Regions from separate parts of the Mus musculus genome. Here regions 1 and 3 are each linked to region 2. Evidence: chromatin loops called from intact Hi-C (ENCODE). Cell type or tissue: gastrocnemius. All regions are shown on one strand.

Evidence for each region. A loop is a pair of places that touch in the nucleus more often than their neighbours do. Peaks named below come from ENCODE experiments on the same cell type or tissue, not always from the same donor. Only the 100,000 strongest peaks of a DNase experiment are listed, where the experiment ranks them.
Region 1: it touches region 2 in a loop (2.6-fold over the local background); 21 of 42 quality-filtered maps call a loop at or near these places.
Region 3: a loop joins it to region 2, with 2.4 times the contacts of the local background. A loop is called at or near these places in 4 of 42 quality-filtered maps.

What each region holds. Positions count from the first base shown.
Region 1 is chr11:86,566,849-86,574,848 of GRCm38, reverse strand. It overlaps Tubd1 (tubulin, delta 1), which reads right to left. Exons shown (of 9, transcript NM_019756.3): 9 at 7,489-7,812. The coding sequence ends at 7,704. Among named protein-coding and RNA genes, the nearest start is that of Mir21a, 13 kb to the left of the region's middle. In gastrocnemius, a CTCF peak has its summit at 6,258 (motif pointing left); DNase peaks (open chromatin) are centred at 3,083 and 3,510; H3K27ac peaks cover 5,075 bases.
Region 2 is chr11:87,007,147-87,015,146 of GRCm38, reverse strand. No RefSeq gene overlaps it. Among named protein-coding and RNA genes, the nearest start is that of Ypel2, 17 kb to the right of the region's middle. In gastrocnemius, a CTCF peak has its summit at 4,437; a DNase peak (open chromatin) is centred at 4,418; H3K27ac peaks cover 38 bases.
Region 3 is chr11:86,679,947-86,687,946 of GRCm38, reverse strand. Vmp1 (vacuole membrane protein 1) reads left to right here and starts at 4,111. Exons shown (of 12, transcript NM_029478.6): 1 at 4,111-4,207. Ptrh2 (peptidyl-tRNA hydrolase 2) reads right to left here and starts at 3,873. Exons shown (of 2, transcript NM_001098810.3): 1 at 3,824-3,873. In gastrocnemius, no CTCF peak of the experiment used is centred here; a DNase peak (open chromatin) is centred at 4,081; H3K4me3 peaks cover 3,545 bases; H3K27ac peaks cover 4,745 bases.

The sequences.
Region 1 (8,000 bases), 440 kb after region 2:
CGCCCTGGGACTAGAGTTACAGATGGCAGTGCACTGCTATGTAAATGCTTAAGAATGGAAAGTGGACACCCTTTGGAAGGGCCAGTGCTCTCAACTGCTGACCTATCTCTCCAGCCCTCCAGTTTTTAGATTGTATTACTAACTCAGGTCAAAGGACAATTTACAGAGCTCATTTCTTTCCTTCTACCCTGAAGGTTGAGAGGACTGAACTCGGATGGTGAGGCTTGGCAGCAGTGACCTTACCTGCTGAAATACATCACTGGTCTGTTTGGTTTTGAGATATGATCTCGTGTCCCAGCCTGGCCTGGAATTCTCTATGTAGCCAAGATGACCCTGAACTTCTGACTCTCCTGCCTTGCCCTCCAGAGTGCTAGGAGTGCAGATATATACTACTGTGCTCACTTTATGCAGTGCTGGCTGTTGATCCTAGGGTTTCAAGCATGCTAGGCACGTGCTCCACTATTTTAGCCACATTTCCAGCCATAGAGTTTTGTTTTTTTTTTTTTGTTGTTGTTTATTTAACATAGGGCTTCATGTAGCCCAGGCTGGACCTGAACTTGCTATTTAGCTGAGGCTGGTCTTGAACTTCTCTGATCCTCCTGCCTTCGCTTCCCAAGTGCTGGATCACTGACATGCACCACCAACCAAAAGTGATTTCTAATTCTCCTTGTGAGGCTGGAGAGAACTCAGCAGTTGGGGCACTTGCTGCACAATCCCGAGGACCAGGTTTCACTGTGTCCCAGTCATCTGAGAGCTGTACATGCCTTCGGATGCTAGAGACCTAAGTCCATCTTGTTTAGTAAGTGTGGAGTGTCTTGTGGGCCAGGCACAGGCTTGGCAGCACAGAGTGTACCAAGCGATGAACCTCTTCCTGGCAGGGGCCGGCTTACAATCATTTCTGTAATACCCTCTCAGCACACTGTCTTTCCTCACAGGTGTGCGGTGGGCGTTAGTTGAGTACAGCTCACATCCTGCTCTTTCACACAGATCTCAGAAGTCCAGCTGAAGTAATGGCCTCTTTCTTCCAAAGAGGAAATTCCATATATTGTCCCATATATTGTCTTATGTCATGGTTTTTTGGTTTTTTTGTTTTTGTTTTGAGACAGGGTTTTTCTGTGGGTTGACTATCCTGGAGCTTTTCTGTAGATGTGGCTGGCTTGCCTCTGCCTCCCAGGTGCTGTGGTGAGAGTTGGGGCCCAGCCCGTGTTTCTTTCTATCTTGTCCCCATACCTTCTCACCTAGTAACAAAGGTTTGTTCACACGTAACAGTTCCCAGGACTTTGCTTTAGATCAACTGTTTCCCACATCTCTCATTTAAAATCCAATTCAAAAGCATATGTCTAATTTTAAATTTTTAAGAAGCAGACAAAGTTAATATTACCAGCCTACTATCTATACAATTATAATTATTTACTATATTAATATATCAGCCTGGCAGTGGTGGTGCACACCTTTAATTTCAGCACTTGGGAGGCAGAAGCAGGTGGATCTCTGAATTTAAGGCCAGCCTGGTCTACAGAGTGAGTTCCAGGACAGCTAGAACTACATTGTATTCATGTAGTCTTTTTGCCTTGTAGCACTGGGGATCAAGTCCTGGGCCTTACAGACACTAGCCAAGCGCTTGACCACTGAGCTATAATATCATTACCATATTGTCTTGGAGGTCTGATGTATACTCTACATTCATAGCACTAAGCGCGTGTGGGCGATGGTCATGTTTTTGGATGACATGGGTACAGAATCTTTCATTTTTTTTTGTACCCCTTCAATACTTAAAATCAAGTAGAACAAGAAGCCATAGAAACATCGGTTACAATGACTTCATTGACAGGGGAGAAACTATGACAAAGCAGCATACATGCCAAGCAGATACATCATTTGAATCTTTAAAATATTTTAAAGTAATTTCTTAGTTTCTGTTTTATTTTAAGATTTATTTATGTATGAGTGCTCTATCTGCATGTATACCTGCATACCAGAAGAGGACATCAGATCTCATTACAGATGGTTGTGAGCCACCGTGTGGTTGCTGAGAATTAAATTCAGGACCTCTGGAGGAGCAGCCTGTGCTCTAACCACTGAGCCATTGCTCCAGCTCTCCCGCCCCCTCTGTTTTGTTTTAGACAGGATCTTGACTAAAGCCCAGGTGTCCTCTTACTTCTCCATGTTCCTGTTCCCACTCTCCTGAGGCTCTTTCTTTTAAAACTATTCTTATAACCTAGTTATAGAATTTGCCATTAGGCTAAAGCCAGTAATTAAAAAACCAGGCAGCCAGGCAGTGGTGGCGCATGCCTGCAATCCCAGCACTTGGGAGGCAGAGGCAGGTGGATTTCTGAGTTCAAGGCCAGCCTGGTCTACAGAGTGAGTTCCAGGACTGCACAGAGAAACCCTGTCTCGAAAAACCAAAAACAAAAAAAAAAAAAAACAAACAAAAAAACACCAGGCACGGTGGCATACACTTTTGATCCCAGCACTTGGGAAGCAGAGACAGGAGGAGGTTGGTGATTTTGAGGCCAGCTAGGGCTACTTAGTAAGGCCCTGTCTGAAAAACAAACAAAACAACAAACAAATTACTTTTGAAATGCTGTAAGTTGTATGTTTGGCGGTGGTGGCAGCAGCAGTGGGGAGGAGGGTGGGGGCCATCACCTTTCTCTTTTTTTGTTTCCGTAGCTTGAATTCCCAATTCCCTGTTTTCTTCCACGTTGAACTAACAGTTTCTCAGAAACTAGAAACATCTGTATAGTTTATCTTAGCTCCTTGTGCAATCACCACTGCTTGCGGACTAGGAGTCCTCTGTTTCTAAAGCTAAGCCCACATCTTCCAAGACATGTCAGGGTTCAGGAGCAGGAAATTATTAAATAAAAATTTAAAATTTTTTTTCATTCACATTCCTAAACACCACTGCCCCCCAAGAAAAATTTATTTTTGATTGATGAGGGACAAGGCAGTGTCTTTTAAGTGTCTTAAAAATTGACAAGTCGGCTGATAAAACCATATTTGGTAAGAAGATGGCAGAAGAAGAGAGGGTGGATTGCCAGCTGTGGACTCATGGGGAGGCACAGTGGGAGAGACATATGGAGCATGTTTTAAAACAAAACGTTGGACGAGAATTCAAGCGAGTGATAAACATGGTGGCCAGAAGAGGAATCGCTGGTATGCATGCTGCGAAGCCATCCCGAGTCAGAGCAGACATTGCAACATTCAAAGGCCAGGCCAGCAAGCCCTACTGTTGTTCTTTCTGGAACTACATTCTTTTCCATTAAAAGGTGGGGGGGGGGGGAGTTGTGTATATAAACAATCAAAAGCGGTAATTAGGAAGCCAGAATCGTAGCTTCATACAACCAAGGAAACCCTGCATTGCAAGCATTCCATCCCCCTGCAGTACTGAGCCAGCATCCATAACTCCTCACTGGATGCCTCGAAGAAGTCGCTGGACTGGCTGAGAGCAGGAAGTGAGGGGGGAGGGAGGAATGAAAGAAAGGCTTTACAAATGATGGACCTGTCACTGCTGTGGGGAAGGGGAGTCCAAAGCTGGAAGGGAGGCAGAGTGCAGGAAAGAGATGGCTTCTGTAGTTTAAAGAAAAAGGTCGGCTCACACCACACTCCCTGCCCTGGGGTGCATCCTCGCCCGCCCGGAGTCCAGGCTGGTGCACCTGCCTAAGCCTCCTGAAGGCAGGTGTGTGCTGCCATGCTTGGCTTCAAAATTACATTTCAGGTGTTTTCTGTATCTACCCAGGGGTTTGGACTTCTGTTTTCTGCCTGGTAGGTACATTTCGCATCTTAAATTCTGAAGCTTTAACTTGGGCTTCCTGTGAATCGTGTTGGTTTGCTTTGGTTTGACGAGGGCAGGGGCATCACAATATATTGCCAGGGTTGACTTCAGTCCAGGACTCAACTGATTTCCCCTGATCTAGCCTCCTCTACAGCTGGAGGTATAGGAGGCATAAGCACACGTCTCCACATCTGGTCCCCAATGTTAATTTGTGTAAAAACTGCAACTCTAATAAAAAAAAAAGTCATAAAAATTCTTAAAACACTATTTTCCATGTAAATGTTTAAAACAAGCTTTAGATATTTTGGTATTCACATATGTCAACTAATTGAGTCCTTGGGAAAAAAGAAAAAGGTCACACACAAGGATGTGGCCTGGGTGCCCGTTGGAGTTTCAAATAGTCACCTGCTGTTGATTACAGGGCTTTCAAATAAAAATACCTTCACCCCATTTGTACCTCATGAATTCCTGTCTCAAATGTCAAGTGATTTCAACTTCTGACTTCTCTCGTGTGCATTCCTTCTGGCAAGATTTTCCTGAGTCAGCTTGCCCCCAGCGAGGTCATGCAGCCACGGGTCTGCCTTAGCCTTGGTATCAACTGGGAAGTTAAGGCCTTGGATGTGTCCAGGGCTGAACGGGTTTGTCTTGTGAGAATTATGATCTAATTATTTCTCAAGTATATTTAACAGAATGCAGCCAGTGGGGTGTGCCTTCTAGCAGCTGAACAGACCACTGTCTACATTCTTTCGAAATAAGATATGGTCCAGTATTTTAAACCATGGCAACAGTCGATAAGAAAAACAGCGAAACGGTAATCATTTCCATATGGAGAGAAAGCAGGGAGCTGTCGCTTTGGTTTTTTTTTTTTTTTTTTTTTCCCATGCAACAATAAGTCAGGACTGGTAGACTGGGTAGAAATAGCCAGTGCTTCTATTTTGCTCTTATTTTATATTGTTTGATACACTGTTCCCCTCACACTTACTGTCACATTTTATGCAGCTGTGGTTCCTGTGTCTTTCTTTGTTAATTCCACCTTTTTGTTTTGTTTTTCAAGACAGGGTTTCTTTGCTTCCCTGGCTGTCCTAGAACTCACTCTGTAGACCAGGCTGTCCTGGAACTCACAGCAATTTGCCTCTGCTTCTCTGCCGCTGCTCTGCCTGTGGGATTAAAGTTGCGTGACACCACCACCTGGCTGTGAGATTCTTACTGAAGGGCTGACAGGATGGCTAACCTGGCAAAGGTGCCCTCCATGAAGTCTTATGAGCTGACCGTGGGCCTCTGGACACAGAGTCAACTCCTCCAAGATAGCACAAGCATGCCCATGCATGTACACACACTCACTCACTCACACAAACAGATATAATTCAAATTTGCCACAAAGCATGTAAACTTCCTTCTATAGCAGCTCAAAACCTAGTAGTCTTGCTGGGCAGTGGTGATAAACTTCTTTAATCCCAGCACTCAAAAGGCAGAGACAGGCAGCTCTCTTGAGTTCTGAGTTAGAAGTCAGCCTAGTCTATAGACAAAGTTCCAGGACAGCTAAAGCTACACAGAGAAACACTGTCTCAAAAAAAATAAAATAAAATAAAATAAAAAGTCATGGTGACACACACCTTTGATCCCAGCATACAGGAGGCAGAGGCAGGTGGATCTCTGTGTGTTTGCAGCCTAGTCTACAAAGTGAGTACCGGGACAGTCAGGGCTTTGCAGAGAAACCGAGTCTCAATCAATCAATCAATCAACCCCACCCCCACCCCCACCCCCTCCAAAAGGTACACAATTATCACATTTACCTGTTACTTTAAAAAAAAAAAAAAAAAGCTGGGTATGGTAGCCCAACCTTCAATCCCAACACTCAGGAGGCAGAGGCAGTTGGATCTCTTGAGTTTGAGATCAATCTGATCTACAGTTCAAGGCTAGCCAGGACTGCAGAGTGAGACCCTGTCTCAAAATAAATATTTCACTAATGTGTGTGGGGGCATGCACACACATACCACGGCACAATTGTGATCAGAGGAGTAGCTTCTCTTTGCCCATCACGTAGGTCCAGGGAGGAGTCTCAGTTGTCAGGCTTGGCAGCAAGTGCTTTTACCTGATGAGCCATGTCTCCAGCACCTGGCTCTGGTGTCTGAGACAAGGTCTTGCCGTGTGTATACCCTGTCTGACCTGGAGCTTGGTGTGTGCTCAAGGCTGCCCATTGCTCCTGATCCTCTTACCTCCCTCTCCCAAGAACTAGGATTCCAGCCATTTGCCACACCTTCTGCATTTCTTCTTTCCTTTCCCTTCCCCTTCTCTCTCCCTCTCCCTCTCCCTCTCTTTTTTTCTTTTTTCCTAGAACTCCAAACTGAACAGATCCTCCTGCCCCAGTCACCTGAGTGCTTCAGTCCAGGGCACAGCTGCACCTGGCCTTTTTAAAAATGGCTACATAGAGGATCTCACTGTCTTCAGAACCGATGGCCACAGTGTAGTATTTGACAACATCTCCCTCTTGTGGTTCAGAGCAATCATTTTCAAAGGCAAATATATTTACAGAATTGTAATTCTCAGACCCAAGTAGAGTGGTTCACTTCATTGCTTAACAAGTACAGTGCTTGCCGGGCATGGTGGAGCGCACCTTTAATCCAAGCATTTGGGAGGCAGAGGCAGGCAAATTTCTGAGTCGAGGCCAGCCTGGTCTACAGAGTAAGTTCCAGGACAGCCAGGGCTACACAGAGAAACCCTGTTTCAAAAAAGCAAAGAAAAAAACAAAAAACCAAGTACAGTGCTTACCACTTTGGAAGCTGATGCTGAGGCTGGAGTATCACAGCAAGTTCCAGGCCATCTTGGACTACAGAGACCCTGTCTAAAAAACAGAAACAAACAAAAAACCACTCTGGAGCCCGAGAGATGGCTCAGGGGTGGCCTGCTTACTCTACTTGTAGAGGGTCAGAACCCACTTGCATCTCCAGCTCCAAAGCATCTATGTTCCCTCTGGCCTCCATGGGTAGCTTCATACATGTCCACATGCACACATGAACAGACACGCATACACACACACACACACACACACACACATATATATATATACACACATACACACACACACACCACACACACACACAAATAAAAAGAAATCTTTTTTTAAAGTGCACACACACTCAAAAGTCTATGTTGCTTTCATTTGAACTGTGGAAGTTTAGAACATGTTTAGTAAATCTTTTTCATTGTAAAGAGGGAAGATTTAGAAACCTGGAGTGCAACAGAACATTCCTCTCCTTGGACTCTTACAGCCGATGTCTGCCGAGTTCCTTTAAACCAGACTCCAAGGTGCAGAGTCTCCCTGGAGGCCGAGTCAGGATCTTGAGCCCAACAGTTTGAGACCCCATCTCAACAGAAGGTGTTCTTTCTTTCTTTTTTTTTCTTTTTAAAGATTGATGTATTTGTTTGTTTTATATGAATACACTGTTACTTTCTTTACACACCCCAGAAGAGGGCATCACAGCCCATTACTGATGGTTGTGAGCCACCATGTGGTTGCTGGGAATTGAACTCAGGACCTCTGGAAGAGCAGCCAGTGCTCTTAACCACCGAGCCATCTCTCCAGTCCCCAAACCATGTTCTTTATAGAAGCATTGCTTTTTTTTTCTGTCCACAGACATGAAGTGTTTCTTCATGTCTGTGGACAGAGCACCTGAACTAGAATCAGCATTCTACTTTATTACTTAACAGACTGAACCTGAAAGCAGATATTTGTATTTATTTATCTAGCCTGAGACAGTGTCTCATGTCGTCCAGGTTGGCCTGGAACTTTCAGTGTAGTCAAGGACGACCTGAGCCCCTGACTCCTGCTCCTGACTCCAGAGAGCTCGGTCACAGGCAAGCACCACTGAGCACAGCTCAGTTTTGAAAATATTTTAGTCCAAAAATCCTGTAAAGAGCTTTTCCTCTTGGCTTAGGGTCCAAGACTACCATAACTGGCAACAACTTGCTCCAACAATGCAAAGCTGTCCAAAAAGTCTTCCTCCTCCATTCCAAATTTTGTGTACTGATGGATAAAGGCTCTGGGGAGAAAGCAGAAAATGTGAACCAAGTATTCCAGGCAAATGAGAAACGAAAGTAATAAACAGACTTCGGAGGAGCACTCAAAGCTCACATAGCCACTTAGGGTCCTTGTCACATGTGGACCACTTGTTTATTCTGAATTAATAAATGTTAGCAAACGTTAGCTGTCAGCAAGCTGCCTCTGCTT
Region 2 (8,000 bases):
CAAGGAGCTGAAGGGGTCTGCAACCCTATAAGTGGAACAACAATATGAACTAACCAGTACCCCTAGAGCTCATGTCTCTAGCTGCATATGTAGCAGAAGATGGCCTAGTCGGCCATCATTGGGAAGAAAGGCCCATTGGTCTTGCAAACTTTATATGCCCCAGTACAGGGGAACGCCAGGGCTAAGAAGTGGGAGTGGGTGGGTAGGGGAGCAGGGCGGGAGAGAGAGTATAGGGAACTTTCGAGATAGCATTTGAAATGTAAATAAAGAAAAAAAAAAGTTATCTGGTGGGGCTGGAGAGAGGGCTCAGTTGAAAGTGTGCTTGTGAGGAGTTTGAATCCCAGCACCTATGCTAACTAAAAGGCTTTAGGAATGGAACCCAGTACATTAAAAAGAAAATCTTCAGAGGTAGATAATGCTCTCAGAAGCAACAGGTTATTAAACGAAAATTCCAACTGCAGGTGTTTTCCGTGGAGGCCCCAGAAGCCCTAGTATAAGTTTCCCCCATTGCTCCTCCTGGCTGGGGACTGATCTAGGGCCTCCGTACGCTGGGCATTTGCTGCCTCTGAGCTATGTTCCCAGCTCTCTCTACACAGCTTTTGATCAAAGTGATCTCAAGGTCCTCTTAGCCTGCAGCTTTGCACAGTTAGCACTGTCTTCCATCTGTGAAAACAGCACAAGCTAATAAAAACCTACTTAATAATTAGGGGAACAGTAAAACATTTTATGAGGTTGTAGTAAAAAAAAAAGTGGCCAAGGTTTGCATGGCTTGTGGCACTGAATATTTGTATAATCGTTCAGAAGAATATTATCCAGACTCTTAGGAAAACAAGAAGAAAAAGAGAACTGGAGATGTAGCTCATTTGGTGGAGTGCTTGCCTCCAGTGTGTGAGTTTCTGGGTTCTGTACCCTGCAAGTGAGCTTGGTGGCTTCCCTGAGCTGTGGGAAGTGAACCCAGAAGGTAGTTAGGGTTCTGGTTAGGGTTAGAGGTTAGGGTTAGAGTTAGGGTTAGGGTCAAGAGAAAGCGAGGGAGGGAGGGAAAGAGAAAGGGAGGGAGGGAGGGAGGGAGAGAGAGAAAGGGAGGAAGTGAGAGAGAGAGAGAGAGAGAGAGAGAGAGAGAGAGAGAGAGAGAAGAGTGTTGTGGCTCTAGTCTGTGTGTAATAATCCCTGAAGTTGGGAGACTGATTACTGTTGCCTGTTGCCATGATTAAGAAGGCAGCCTTAGCTACAGAGTGAGGCTCTGTTATAGAAAGCAAACATTCAAACATTGCTGGGCCTGATGCTGCAGGTCTATAATCTCAAACAGAAGCCAGAAGATTATGCTAAGATTCCAGGCCATCCAGGGCCTATCAGGTTTCTCTTTCAGTCTTTCCTGTCCCCTAACTTATGCTGAGACTAGTAGGTCAGTAATTCCAGCCACACAGGATCGGGAGCACTTGTGTTTCACAGTGAGTTTGTGGCTGGCCTAGAGAATGTAATGAGACCCTGATCTAAATAAAATATGCAAATAATGGCAAATATGCAAATCCGTGGTTAAGAGCACATACTGCTGCAGAGGACAGGGATTTGATTCTCAGCATCCATGTGGTGGTTTACAACAACCATAACTCCAGTTTACAGAGGCCAATACCCTCCTATGGCCATGGAGGGCACCAGGCATGTGTGTGGCATACATATGTACATTTTCTAAAAAATGAAAAAAAGCAATGAAAGATGTAAATAGTAGGCACAGTGGTTCATGCCTTTAGTCCCAACACTCAGGAGGCAGAGGCCAGCCCTGGTATACACAGTGAACTATATTCAAGTTAGCCAGAGCTACATAGTGAGACCCTGTCTCAAAATGAAATGTAAGTAAAAAGTAGGGATGAAGATAATATGCGTGTGTGTGCGCGCACACACATACACAAATAAATAAAGTAGGTAAATAATTAATAAATAAATAAAAAGGGCTGAGGATGGGGGTCTGTGATACAATACTTGCCTAGCTTGGAAGAAGTTCTAGATTTGACACTCAGAAGTACAAAACACACACACAATTTTAAAAGGACAACTCAGTGTGTTGGTTAGTTTTGTTTTTGTTTTTTTTAAATCAGCTTGACACAAAGTAGGGTCATTTGTAAAGAGGGAGTCACAATTAGGAAAATCCCTATGTCAGGTTGGCTTAGACTCAAGTCTACGGGGCATTTTCTTTGTTAATGATAAGCATAGAAGGGTCCAGTCCGTTGTGGATGCTACTACCCCTAGACAGGTGGTCCTAGGGTGCATTAAACAAGACAAAAGAAAAACAAACAGCTCCCCAAGCTGATATGTACATAAATAAATAAAGTAAGTAAATAAGTAAGTAAGTAAGTAAGTAAGTAAATAGACAATAAATAGAAAGAGCTGAGGTTGTGGTCTGTGGAAAACCAGTTTTGGAATCTGCTTTCGCCAGTGGAGTGTCACTGAGTACATCAACCACAGTCCAGGAGACCCCATGCCAAAAAGTAGCTGCTCAACAGAACAAACTCAATGGTGTTTTATGAACTTTTTCCTTAGTTTTGCTTTGTTTAGGCCTTTTTTTGTGTTATTAGTCTTTTGCCAGTTTGTTTTAAATTTTGTTTTTGTAGGGAGTTTTTGTTTCTTGATTTCTGGTTCTGGCATTCTGTTATTGTGTATAGTTTTTTTGTTTTGTTTTGTTTTGTTGTTTTTCTTTTTGTTTTGAGAGAGAATATAAAACTTAAAATTGGGTGGGGAGGGGAAAACATGATCAAAATATATCCTATGAGAAATTTTTAATTAAAAAAGGAAAAGCAGTCCAGATTTGGGGGTGCACAACTATCCCCCACTCCACCCCACCCCCACCCCCTAATACTGAGTTTCACTGTGTAGCCCTGGCTGTCCTGGAACTCACTCTGTAGACCAGGCTGGCCTTGAACTCACAGAGATCTGCCTGCCTCTGCCTCCTGAGTGTTGGTATTAAAGGTGTGTGCCACCACCGCCCCACTTGGTCCACACTTTTAATCCCGGCACTCTTTGAGATCAGTCTGGTACACAGTAAGGTCTGGGCCAACCAGAGCTACAGAGTGAGCCTGTGTCCAATATAAGAGCAGCCGTGGGGGCTGGAGAGATGGCTCAGTGGTTAAGAGCACCTACTGCTTTTCCGAAGGTCCTGAGTTCAAATCCTCGCAACCACATGGTGGCTCACAACCATCTGTAATGAGATCTGACGACCTCTTCTGGTGCATCAGGGTTAGGTTAAGACAGCTACAGTGTGCTTAGATATAATAATAAATAAATCTTTAAAAAAAAAAAGAGTGGGGCTGGTGAGATGGCTCAGCAGGTAAGAGCACCCGACTGCTCTTCCAAAGGTCCTGAGTTCAAATCCCAGCAACCACATGGTGGCTCACAACCATCTGTAATGGGATCCGGTATCCTCTTCTGGTGTGTCTGAAGACAGCTGCAGTGCACTTACATATAATAAATAAATTTTAAAAAAAAGAGCAGATGGGGGTGGGGTGGGGGTGGGAGGAGGGCGAGATGAATCAGCAGGCAAAGTTTCTTGCTGTCCAGGGTGAGGACAGCAACCCATGTGGTGGAAGAGAGCTGACTCTCACAAACTGTCCCCTGACCACTGATGGCATATGATGGCAGGCATATGATGGCATGTGTGCACAGCACCCCAACACACAAAATAAAAAAGGACATTTTTTTAAAGCCAGAGTATGATCATTAATCAAGAAACTTTTAAGTTATTTATTTTTATTTTATGTGCATTAGTGTTTCACCTGCATGTGTATCTGTGTGAGCTTCTCAGATCCCCTGGAACTGTTTTACACAGCTGGGAAATGTAATCCCAGCTTGCGGGAGGCTGAGGCAGGATTGCTAAAAGTTCAAGGCTAACCTGAAATACCTAGTAAGTTTAAGACAGCCTGTGAGACCCTGTCTCCAAAGCAAAGCAAAAATAAACAAAATGTGTTTTTAAAATCCTAAATAAATAAAAGAATGTATCTCTCCACAACCTTCTTAAAAGGATTTATTTATTTTATGCATATATGAGTACACTGTAGCTGTCTTCAGACACACCAGAAGAGGACACCGGATCCCATTATAGATGGTTGTGAGCCACCATGTTGTTGCTGGGAATTGAACTCAGGACCTCTGGAAGAGCATTCAGTAGTATTAACCACTGAACCATCTCTCCAGCACCCCCCCCCCCAAAAATGAGGATCTTTGGCTCTCTCCATTATAGTTGTATTCACAGCTCTTGGCCTCAAATTTTTAAATTTCAGGGTGATCCCGAACGTTATAGGAAGCTCAGCGTGTATCTGGCCTCTACTGGTAGTGATGCTCCCAGAATGTTCTTAGATTTTGCCTGAGGCTGGTTGGGGTGAAGAGAGAACTCTTGGATTCATTAGGAATGACCAGGCCTGGAAAGCGGACACTGGGAAGCTATACCCAAGTTTAACCACAGGAGGTCTCCCTAGACCTAATTATGATTTGAGTCAGTCTTGCATTGGGTTGTGGGAACTACCGAATTGTTCTCTTTTGGTAATCTGAACACACCTGTTTTTATTTTTAAAAAATGCTGCCGGGCGTGGTGGTGCACGCCTTTAATCCCAGCACTTGGGAGGCAGAGGCAAGCGGATTTCTGAGTTCAAGGCCAGCCTGGTCTACAAAGTGAGTTCCAGGACAGCCAGGACTACACAGAAAAACCCTGCCTCAAAAAAACAAACAACAACAACAAAAGCTAAACCTGGTTGGGCCTGGTGGCACACATCTTTAATCCCAGCACTCAGGAGGCAGAGGCAGGTGGATATGTGATTTCCAGGCCAGCCAGGGCTACAGAGTGAGTTCCAGGAGAGCCAGGGTTACACAGAGAAACCTTGTCTCAAAAAAAAAAAACAAAAAACAAAAAAACAAAAACAGAAGTTACATTGATTTATTTGTGTGTGTGTGTGTGTGTGTGTAACTACAGTAGAGAAAGTTGACAAACTATAACCTGATATTTTGGCTGAGATGCCAGTAAGAAGAGAAAAACAACATTACGTAAAATCTCAGGAAATGGGAATTATTGGATTTAAAAATGTACTGATTGGTGCCTTCACTGTAACAAATGTTAATAAAACCAGGAAACTGGAGGGTGGGGTGGGGTGGCTTGTGCCTTTAATCCCAGCAGAGGCGAGTAGGTTTCTGGGAATTTGAGGTCAGCCTGGTCTACATCCTGAGTTCCAAACTAGCCAGGGCTACACAGTGAGACCCGGTTTTCAAAACAAAACAACAAAAGCCAGAAGCGCAGGTCCTCATTAGGCTGGAGACAGACGTTAATTTCCTTTCGAGAAATGAGTTTCGGCTGACGACCCTCATCCAGCTTACTTACTGGGTTATTTCTGAGGGTGATGTGTCCTGCACCCCATAACAGGCTTCACTGCGGAATATAGCTCTGCTTTTGTGGCTTCTTGCCAGTCTTTCTGTGACTTGCTCAGCGGAGTACTTGGAGGCAGGTAAGAGAGGGCTCAGCAGAGAGCAGAGAAGAGCACGGTGCCGACTCTAGATTCCTCTTCTGAAGAGAGGGTCTTGAGTTAAGCTGGGCATAGTGGCTTACGTCTATAATCCCAGTATTTGGAAAGCCAAGGTAGGAGACCACCTCAATCTTGAGGCCCTCATACTGTTGAGCTACAATGTGAGACCCTGTATCAAAACGACAACCAGACCATGGCCCAAGCAGGAGGGCTTGAGCTTCCATCCCTAGCACAGGGTAAAAGCTGAGCAATGAGTCTATAGCTTCAGCAATGTGGGCAGGGAGAAGCGAATCGCTGGATCATCGGCCAGCAGGTCTAGTTGAATCAGTGAGCTCTGGGTTCAGTGAGAGACCCTGTCTTAAAATAAAGTGGAGAAATTGGGCAGTGGTGGCGCACGCCTTTAATCCCAGCACTTGGGAGGCAGAGGCAGGCGGATTTCTGAGTTCGAGGCCAGCCTGGTTTACAGAGTGAGTTCCAGGACAGCCAGGAGAAACCCTGTCTTGAAAAACTAAAAAAAGGAGAGGAAGACATCACCTCTGGCCTCTCCACGCACGCGCGCACACACACACATACGCACACACACACATGAATGAATGTGTGCACACACAACTCAAGATCTTCAGGCTGGAGCACAGGTAGGTTAGCATACACAGCATACAGGAGGCTCTAGGTTCAATCTCTAGCACAGACCAAGGTTGAGGTGAGACAGATAGACAGACATACAGAAAGAGACAGACAGACACATAGACACGGGGACACACACGGGGACACAAACACATGCACACACACACACACACAGGAGAGAGAGAGAGAGAGAGAGAGAGAGAGAGAGAGAGAGAGAGAGAAACCAGGCCTGCAATCCCATCTACTAGAAGCTACAAAAGAATCTGAAAAAAAAAAAAAAAGGTAAAGAGATCTGATATGGTGGCAATGTGTCTAATCCCAGCACTTTGTAAGTTCGAGGCCAGCTTAGTCTATATAGTGAGTTACATGCCAGCCAGGGCTACATAGGAAGACTTTGTCTCAGAGAAGGAATTGTACTCTGTGGCACACTACTTGCCTAGCAAGACCCTAGGTTCAGCTCTCAATATGAGGGACAGGCAGAGGAGTAAAATGGATAGAAGACCCCAGATCCATAGTCTCACCATTGGCTGTACTTATAATCAACATAGCTATTTATTTTATTTTATTTAGTACATGCAGATGGCATGAATGTAGAGGACAGAGGACAACTGTGGGAATGGGTTCTTTCCTTCTGCCATGTGGGTCCTGGGGACCAAACTTAGGATTTTAGGCTCAGCAGCAAGCACCCTCCCCTACTGAGCCATCTTGGTGCCCTGTCACTTGGGAAACTTTTAAAGCCACTTCTGCCTGGGCTCCACCTGAGACCAATTAAATCAGAATTGCCTTGGTCTGTTTCAGACATGTCCAGAGGATTCTGCTCTATAAGCAAGTCTGAACTCTAACCCTAATGTATCTGAAGTCAGCTGGGCCAGGTTTGATGGCAAGGCCTGGAAAGAAGGCAGAAGCAGGAAGACCTCTGTGATTTCCAGGCCAGCAAGGCCTATAGAATGAGACTCTGCCTCAAAGAACTAACAGTATTCCAGACCTGCTGCCACACACCTTTAATGTAGAGGAAGAGACAGGCAGAACTCTGTGAGTTCAAGACCAACCTGGACTTCAAGGTAAACTGTGAGGCCCTATCTCAATAAATAAATTAAAAAGTCAGTCCAATTCCATATAGACAGGCTGACCTTGAACTCACAGGGATTAACCCGAATGTGCCTTCAGAATGTTAGAATTAAAGGCATATGGTGCTATCCCTGGCCAGTGTAGGGTGTTCTTTACCCCCAAGAAATTGCTGGAATTGGAATATTGCCATCATTTGAGACTAAACGTCTGGCTAGTTAAGTTGCTAGGCATCAGATGGAATTGTCTTTGGGTAATAGAAATAGATTCCATTTTGGTGTTGTTTGAAAAAGGAGTTGCCTAGATGATGTCGCCTAAAGTCTGGGTAGTTGGCCTCAGATTTATTAAGCACTCTATACTCTGGTAGCGTGCCAGCATCCCAGAAACCACTCAGCCTTTGTAAACTCAGCTCAGCGTATCAATTTCCCTTAGCTGGTGTATAGAATAATGAGCCTTTGTTTGGGCAGCCGGGCCTCGGTGTCTAGCTGGCTGAATCATCAACAGTCGACATGCGGGTTAATGAATTAACACTGTTCCAAAAAGAAAAACAAAACAAGACAACCCCCCTCAAAAAAAAAAAAAAAACAACAACAAAAAACCCAAACCCACAACCATAGCTTGGAGGGGGAGGGTAGGATACCTCTGTAATTCCAGCAGTTGGAAGGTGGAAGCAGGAGGACCAGAATTTAAAGTTAGCCTGCCATGGTGGTACACACCTTTAATGCTGGCACTCAGTAGGCAGAGTTCTGTCGAGTTTGAGGCCAGACTGTACTACCTAATGAGTTCCAGGATAGCCAGGACTATACAATCAGG
Region 3 (8,000 bases), 330 kb after region 2:
TTCAAGATAAGGTTTGTCTTTGTAGCCCTCGGTGTCCTGGAACTAGCTCTGCAGACCAGGCTGACATCAAATTCACAGAGATCCACCTGCCTCTGCCTCCTGTGTGCTGGGATCAAAGGTGTGCACCACTACTGCTTGGAGATATTCATACTTTTAAATTAGACTATTCTGATTTTTTTTGTTTTATTTTGCTTTGTTCTTTGTTTTATGAGATGGTTTCACTCTATAGCCCAAGCTGACCTCGTTTCTGTGTATGTCTCCTGCCTCATACTGCTGGCATGTTGTTGGGTTAATATATCCTTGTCTGTTTCCAGGCAACTAAAGTGCCAACAGTTGAGTCACGATGGGATCCCAGCAAGCTGAGGGGCTTCTGCCCAGCACAGGGAACTTCCCATGACAGAAGTAAATTCTGTAGAGGCAATGGGGGTTGATCCAGGACCTCACCCAGGCTAAACGAGTGTTCTACCACCAAGCTGTATGCCCAGACTTCTTTTTACCTTTTATTTTGAAACAAGGTCTCACTATGAACCAGTCATCTTTCTACCTCTCTTTCTCAAGTAGCTGGAATCACAAGCCTGGCACAAAGCTGCTGAAACAACTAAAACTTATTGACACACAAGTGTATTGGGTAGAGCATTAATCCTCCACTAGATTGTATTCCTATAGTACTTGAGTCAAGCAATGATAGCTTGAGTCCAGGGCTTTTTTCTTTATGATACAGGATTTCATTATGTAAACCAGGCTAACTTCATATTATAATTCCTTTGCCTGAGCCCCGGGCCTCCCTGGCATTGGAGCTACAGGCATGTCCCACCACAGCTGACTCTGCTTTGTTTGATTGTTTATTGTTAAGGTGGCTTTTGAAAGTGGGTCTAACATAGGCCAGCTTAGCTTTGAACTCCCCAGGAAGCCAAAGCTTACCAAACTGCTTATCTTCCTGCCTCCACTTCCCAGGCACTTGTGCTAGGAATCAAACCCTGCATTCATGCATGTCAGACAAATACTCTACCAAATCTTTAATTACAGTTCTTAGTCACTATACAGATAAATACCATAAAACTCATTTATAGATCAGGTAGGCACATGAACTATATAGTTCAAAACCAGGACAAAGTTTATAGTAGAAACTTTAGATGGTTCAGCTATCTATTTAAATCCAAGTGAATTAGTAATTACAAGTGTGTTAGAGTCTGTATATGTGCTTTGATTATTCATAGGGTTATATGATGTAAGTATTAGCTCCCAAAATGAGAGGTCATTTTATAATGCAAAGACACTGATCTGGATGTAGGATTATTTAAAGCATAAATATTTTCTCAGGGATACCAGCCACATGGTTGGTGTGCTGGAGTTCTAAAGACAGTAACAATGAAAAAAAGAAGCAACAAATGATGGTTGTCTGGATTAGACTTGGTTAGAAGCATAGACCTTCCAGAGTGCTGAAATAAATCCCAATGAGTAGATAAAAGCCTGACTTTCCTATTAGATTGGCTAGGAAAATCAGAGAGAAAGAGACACCGAAATGTGTATATAAAGAAAATGCACTTAGCCAGAATATATCTTTAGTGTTTGAAGCAGAAACTAAAAACTGATGCCTCTTATTTTCTTAAAGAAAAATGAAACATCAGATATGAAAATATAACAAAGGTTTGGAATAGCTATTAAGGTGAATAAAGAAGTCTAACAGAACTGTGATGGATTTAGGCCTGGGAAGCCATATTCTAAATGTACGACCGTACAGATTTCCCAAGAAGGATCCACTCCAAGTCTAGGAATAACAGGCCTCTCTGATGGATAAAAAAGGACACCAAGATAGAAAGGAACTGGCAAGGGAATGTTTGAAAGCTATGGTGAGTCTATGTGCGTGTGTGTGTGTGTGTGTGTGTGTGTGTGTGTGTGTGTGTGTGTGTATGTGTGTGTGTGTAGCATAGGTGCATACAATACAGATAAGAATGTGTGGAGGTCAGGACACTTCCTTGGAAATGTGTTCTCTTCTTTCACTATGTGGGCCCCAGGGATTAACTTGAGGTTGTAGGCTTGTCTTCACCTGGTGAGGAGGCAGCTCACTGACCCTCTTCTCTCCCTCTCTGCATGCTTGGGGTAGACTCTATAGTGGTTCTCAACCTTCCTAATGCTGTAACCTCTTATAGAATTCCTCATTTTATAGTGACCCCCAACTAGAAAATTATCTCATTTTACCTCATAACTATAATTTTGCTACATTGTATGCTAGGAAACATAATATAAATATCTGATACACAGAATATTTGATATATGACCCCATATGAAGGGGTCACAACCCACAGGTTGAGAACTACTGCTCTTGCGCCTCCTGCATGTTAGGCAAGGACTCTCTGAGCCTCATCCCTGCCTCTGTTTACACTGCACCTTGCTAAGGTTGCCTGGGCTGCTCTTGCCATGGTCCTTTTGCCTCAGCCTTCCCAGTAGCTGGGATTCTAGCTATGTATCCTGAAACCTAGCTCCCTTTTCATAATCTTTTCAAAGTAAACATTGTCTGCCCATTTTAATGAAGAAAGCATTCAAAATCCAAAACAAAAGATGGGGGAACAGAGAACCTAAGACCAAGAGAAGTTAAATACAACAAATGTTTGATAGCTGCCTGCCAGGTAGAATTAGGAGTCCTCACAATTTCTAGGTTGTAAAATAAGCAAATCAGATTTGGGGAAAGTTAACGTCTCTACATAGCGTCTATTACAGGATGGGTAATATACTATTCTATCCAAACTGCTAAAGAACCAGACAGGCTGTCATTGCTACCACAGTTCTTTCTTTTTGTGTTTCATTCTTGAGTTTTGTGCACCACTCCCTGCTGACTTTTAAAACTTTAAACCTTCCTCTGAGTTATTTAACTCAACTTCCACCCACTGCTCACCTGACCTTTCTCACAGTTTGCAGTCTCCTAAGCAAAACTACCTATTTGCCTGGAAATATGGATAATATTACACACACGTACATAGTTGGCCCTTCTGTCTGTCCCTATGCTGTCCAATGTGGTAGAGATTAGTGTCACAGAGCAACATATGGCTAAATATTCTTGATCTGCCTTTTCCTGGAAACGGCAACTATGCCTTTGTTTCCAAAGGCTATTACTGACCACCTTGCAACCATGTCTTACTTCAGAGGGTTGTTATGACCAACTTATGTTCACTTTCCGCTGCTATTAACACTGTTTATATGCCAAATCCCCCATTTGGAAACCAATACTCCTGAACTATAAAAATCCTTATTTTCCCCATGTCCAGTGCTGATCTCTTGAACACTGCCTTTTGGGAGAAATAGTCCGTGTAAACGAATAATAATAATAAAAAGTTTGCTTTAATTAATCTGGCCATGATTTGGGTCAGTGGTCTTCCACTTCGAATCCATGAGATTAACAATAGCTTCAGAGTAGAGCGCTTTGCTCACCATGCACAACGTGCATGCACCGCAATACCAATAAATAAAAATACTTTTGAATCCATCTTTAGAATTCTTTTCCTTTTCCAAGCTGGGCTCAACAATTCGAAGACGGATATTTAAAATGTATAGTGTGAGGCCTGTTCTCCATTTTTTTCACGCTAGGGTAGCGTATCAATGCCACCTCTAAGAGGAGGTGTTGCCAGCGACTAAAATTCTGGGTTCTATCTTGGCTTCTTCCAAAGGTTTGCAGAGTAGGCAAGGCAGGCAGCAGCCACGGGGCGGAAGACAATTTATGAAGTAGCTAGGGGGAGGCCGACCGTGGGGTAAGATGATAAGATGCTTTTCAGTAGAGCCATTAAGAACTACACTCCTCTGCACCGTCCTAGAAGGAGTCGAGACTTACCTGGAGCTCGTCTCGCTCACCTCGCAGGTCTCCAAGCCAGAACAAGGAACACGCTTCGCGCGCGCCACCTACTCCTTCCGGGTTTCCTGAAAAACTAGTTCCGGATCAGAAACTACGAAGCGCAGTCATCCTTCTTCTTGTCACACCCACAGAGCCCGAACCGAGAAAGCCGAACCGAAATCCCGCGAGGAACCTCCCGGTGGCCGAAAGGAGGGGGTGGGGGTGGGGGAACGTTTCTCTTTTGGAGGCGGGCTCCTTAAAGGAGCCGGACCGGAAGTGACGCGAGCGAGTTCCGGTTGGCTGGAGCCCAGCGGCGGGTGTGAGAGTCGGTGTTGTGAGCCGCTTCCAGGATCCTGCGATCCGGAGAAGCCGGGGTCTGAGCGGGTAGGTGAGCGAAAGCGGGGAGTCCGGAGCCCAAGCCGAGCTTTCCCACAGCTCGGCCGCTTCCGCAGCTCCCGCACTTGGGTGATGCAGACGCAGAACACGCTGGTTTCCACTTGAGATGGCTCAGGTCACTGCTGACTGGCTGTGTCAGCTGGCGGTGGCCAGGTTATGTGGGACACCTCTCCGCGCTTGGTTACCGGGACATTGAACCCAGACACTCGCGACAGTTCGTTCCAGACCTGGAAGCCGGCTTTGGCTTTCTCAGAGAACCTCACTCCCGAGCTGTCCAGAGCCTTGGGTTAAATGAAGAGGGTCTTCGCTGCTGCTGATTCTCAGGACCTTTCAATGGGTTTTTCTCCTCCCGGGCCACTAGCGCAGTATGCTAAGTATATCTCCGAGAAACGAAGGTATTCGGGTGTACCGACAGTGCAGAGTAGTCAAAGGAAGGGGTCATTACCTCTCAGAGTTATTGCTGTGGACCCACTCAGCTTTTCCTAGGACTGTCATTTAAAAAAAAAAAAAAAAAAAAAAAAAAGAGGGCTCTCCGCTTTTTCCAAAACCTTGATCCCCAACATTTTTATTTCCCCGCAGTGGAAGTACTTGCAGCAAGATAGGGACTTAAAGGTCTTTACGATTCCAAACAGTGTATGGGCTTAGCGGGTTAGGCAGCTATGGGTTGCTTATGACCTCCAGTTGATTTTATGTAAACATCTTTTGCTTTTCTACTCCAGCAAAGAATCCAGGAATGCATAGATCGGCTGTGTATGTGTCTATTGGCAATGTCATTCCTTACCTTTCAGTTCTTTCTTGACGCTTGTGAGAGGTTTCGTAGACAGATTGATCATTTAGAGAACCTTTTCCAGTGTTTCTCTTGGCCTAATGAAGAATTTAATTCCAACTGTTTTAGTTCATTTTTTGAGATGGGGTTTCTCTGTGTAGCCCCGGCTGTTCTGGAACTTGCTCTGTAGACCAGGTCCACCTGCCTCTGCCTCCCGAGTGCTGGGTCCGGCTATATTCCAGCTGTTATTGTCTGAGAATTGTGTTGTCCTTGGGTCTGATTTTAGGGAAGAAGCTTATTTACTACGCTGTATTTTTGTATTGGAGGTGATGTTTTTGTTGACCTTTGGGAGAAAGATGCTGGCGTACCAGACACATGATCAGTTGGAGTAGATGCAAAGTGATTCTGAAGTGGGAATCTCTTCTGCTTAACTTATTTGCCTAGGTTATCTAAAACACAGATGCATTTTAAGGGGTTTATCCTTGGATACATTTAACAATACAATTAAATCCCTGAGGCACGCATTCCAGAAGAAAATAGCCACATATCTGAACTAAGCTGGCAAATGGTTTGGTGCTGTTTCCCAATTTACCTACAGCTAGTTTAAATCTGTTTGTTTCCTATTGTTTTTAGTTTTGAGTTCTTGAACTGTTTTACACTTGTCAGTTTTGTTTTGTTTTGGGTTTGTTTATTTGTTTGTTTGTTTTGTTTTTTTGAGGCAGGGTTTCTCTGTAGCCCTGGCTGTTCTGGAAGACAGCCTGCTCTGTAGACCAGGCTGGCCTTGAACCCAGCTAAATCCTTTCTTATCTGCTGTTTGGTGTGTTATCCCTGGTTTGTTTGCTTGCTTGCTTTTTGTAGTTGTTTTTTTACTTTTCCAACAATTTTTTTCTTCTTTCTTTTTTCTGTTTGTTTGTTTGTTTGTTTGTTTGTTGTTGTTTTGAGACAGGGTTACTCTGTGTAGCCCCTGGTGTCCAGGAACTCACTCTGTAGACCAGGCTGGCCTCAAACTAGAAATCCGCCTGTCTCTGCTCCCAAGTGCTGGGATTAAAGGCATGCGCCACCATGCCCGGCTTCCAACAATTTCTTAATGTTGGCTCAAATCACTACTTTTTAGGACTTCTAAGGTCATTACAACTCATTTTATTTTTGAGTCAGGGTCTTATTATATAGCTCTGAGTAGCCTCAAAGTCACAAGAGATCCACCTGCCTCTGCCTCTTGAGAACTGAGATTAAAGGCCACTGTACTCGGAAAGATAATTTATTTTTAAATCAGATGACCTGGATTAAAGTCTGAGCTCCAGCACTTACTGAGTGATGATTGGCAAGTTACCCGGCATTCAGAGCTGCTCTAGATTGTGTTGATAAAAGGACTCACTTTATTTCATATGACTGTCATTGTGTCTAGTGAGATGGTATTTGTGAAATCACTTTTTGTTTAGAGAGCTAGAAATACGTAACTGTAGAATATGTTACTTTGAAGTATTGCAAAACTTGCTGATTTATATCATGTTTTTTATTAACCTGAATATATTATTACCCATATTTATAGTGATAGTTTTTGCCCTACTTTTGAACACAAGAAAGCCAGCCAAGAGTGGCCTGAAATTAGTCATCTTAGTTAATAAGTGACTAGAAGATGAGCATAGCTATGCATTTAAGAGTTTAAGTCTGACTTTTCTCAGCAATGTATTATCAGTTGAAAATTCCCAAGTACAGAAGACGTTTTTGTTCTGGCAGAACACCAATGAACATAAATTAAAAATTAGTCAAGTATAATTAACTAATCATTAGAAGTTGTCTACTTTTGCTTACATTTAGTAAGAATCATTATTTACTGAAACCAACATTTTTGAATTGTAGTTACGTCTTGTGAATCCATGGTAGCACCTTCTAGTTTAATAGAGGGGAACCTTAGGACCCAGAAACAATCAGTAATTGGCTGGCCTGAGGACTTCTAAAGTAGGCAGAGCCAGAGCCTGACCTAGGCTGAGTTCCTAAGTGTTCTTTCCATTCTTATGAAGTTGTCCTCAGGCATCCTGATAAGCTTTAGCAATAGCCTAGTTTATGTAATACTGTTTGCTTTGTATGAAAGAGGGTTGTGTGTTGTATGTTTGTGCTACCCTCCCTTCTTTAGTCTTGTAAATTGTAGAGACACTAACTTCTTAGTGAGAGTCACAGGAAAAGAAAGCCATGGTGTTTGGAAGACTGGGATAGGAGCGTATTGCGCTCAAAGCCAGTCTGGATGTACTGGATAGTAAGACCCTGTCAGAGGAAAAGATTAAAAGTCTTCAGTAGGATGTAGTAAGGAAAGAAAATTACTTATATTTTCCAGAATATTCTCAGTCCACAATCACATTCTATCAGGTATTGTGAAATGTCACTTAGTAGTAGTGACAGAGTTCCTGTAACATATCTCTTATTGAGTGTTACTGATATATAGGAGAAACCTGTATTCATTTTTTCCCTCTTGAGATAAAGAACTTTTTGAACGACTGTAAATCTGATATTCTATTTTATTAATTTTTCATCTTCAGGGTCATTTCTGTAACTGCCATTCTAGGTAAAAATCCATTATAGAAGAAGGAGTGATGTGTTTTCAACCTTTACTTCCACTAACTTCACAGAACCCATTTAGTTTCTCCTCTGCTGGGTATTACAGTGCAAGCTCTGCTCGAGGCTCCTAAGTGCTATGGATGGAAGTGAACTCTAGACTAGCAAACCTGAGAAACCAGAAGCGGTGAAGCAATCATAACTTCACTGTGTAGTTCTGATAGCTAATAATCTGCTTTCACATAGACATGGGGGATTTTCTAGAGTGAAGTTGTTAGGAGATACTGCTCAGAATTGAACTGTTGTGTCAACTGTTGTGAGCGCAACTGCTGGCTGTACCCCAACACCTAGACTGCTCTCTCCTTCTCCTAGCTGGCCCGGAACTCCTGATATAGAGCAGGCTGGCCTGAAAGGTACAGAAATCTACCTGCCTCCAGAGTGCTGCGTTGAAAGGGGTGAATTGTC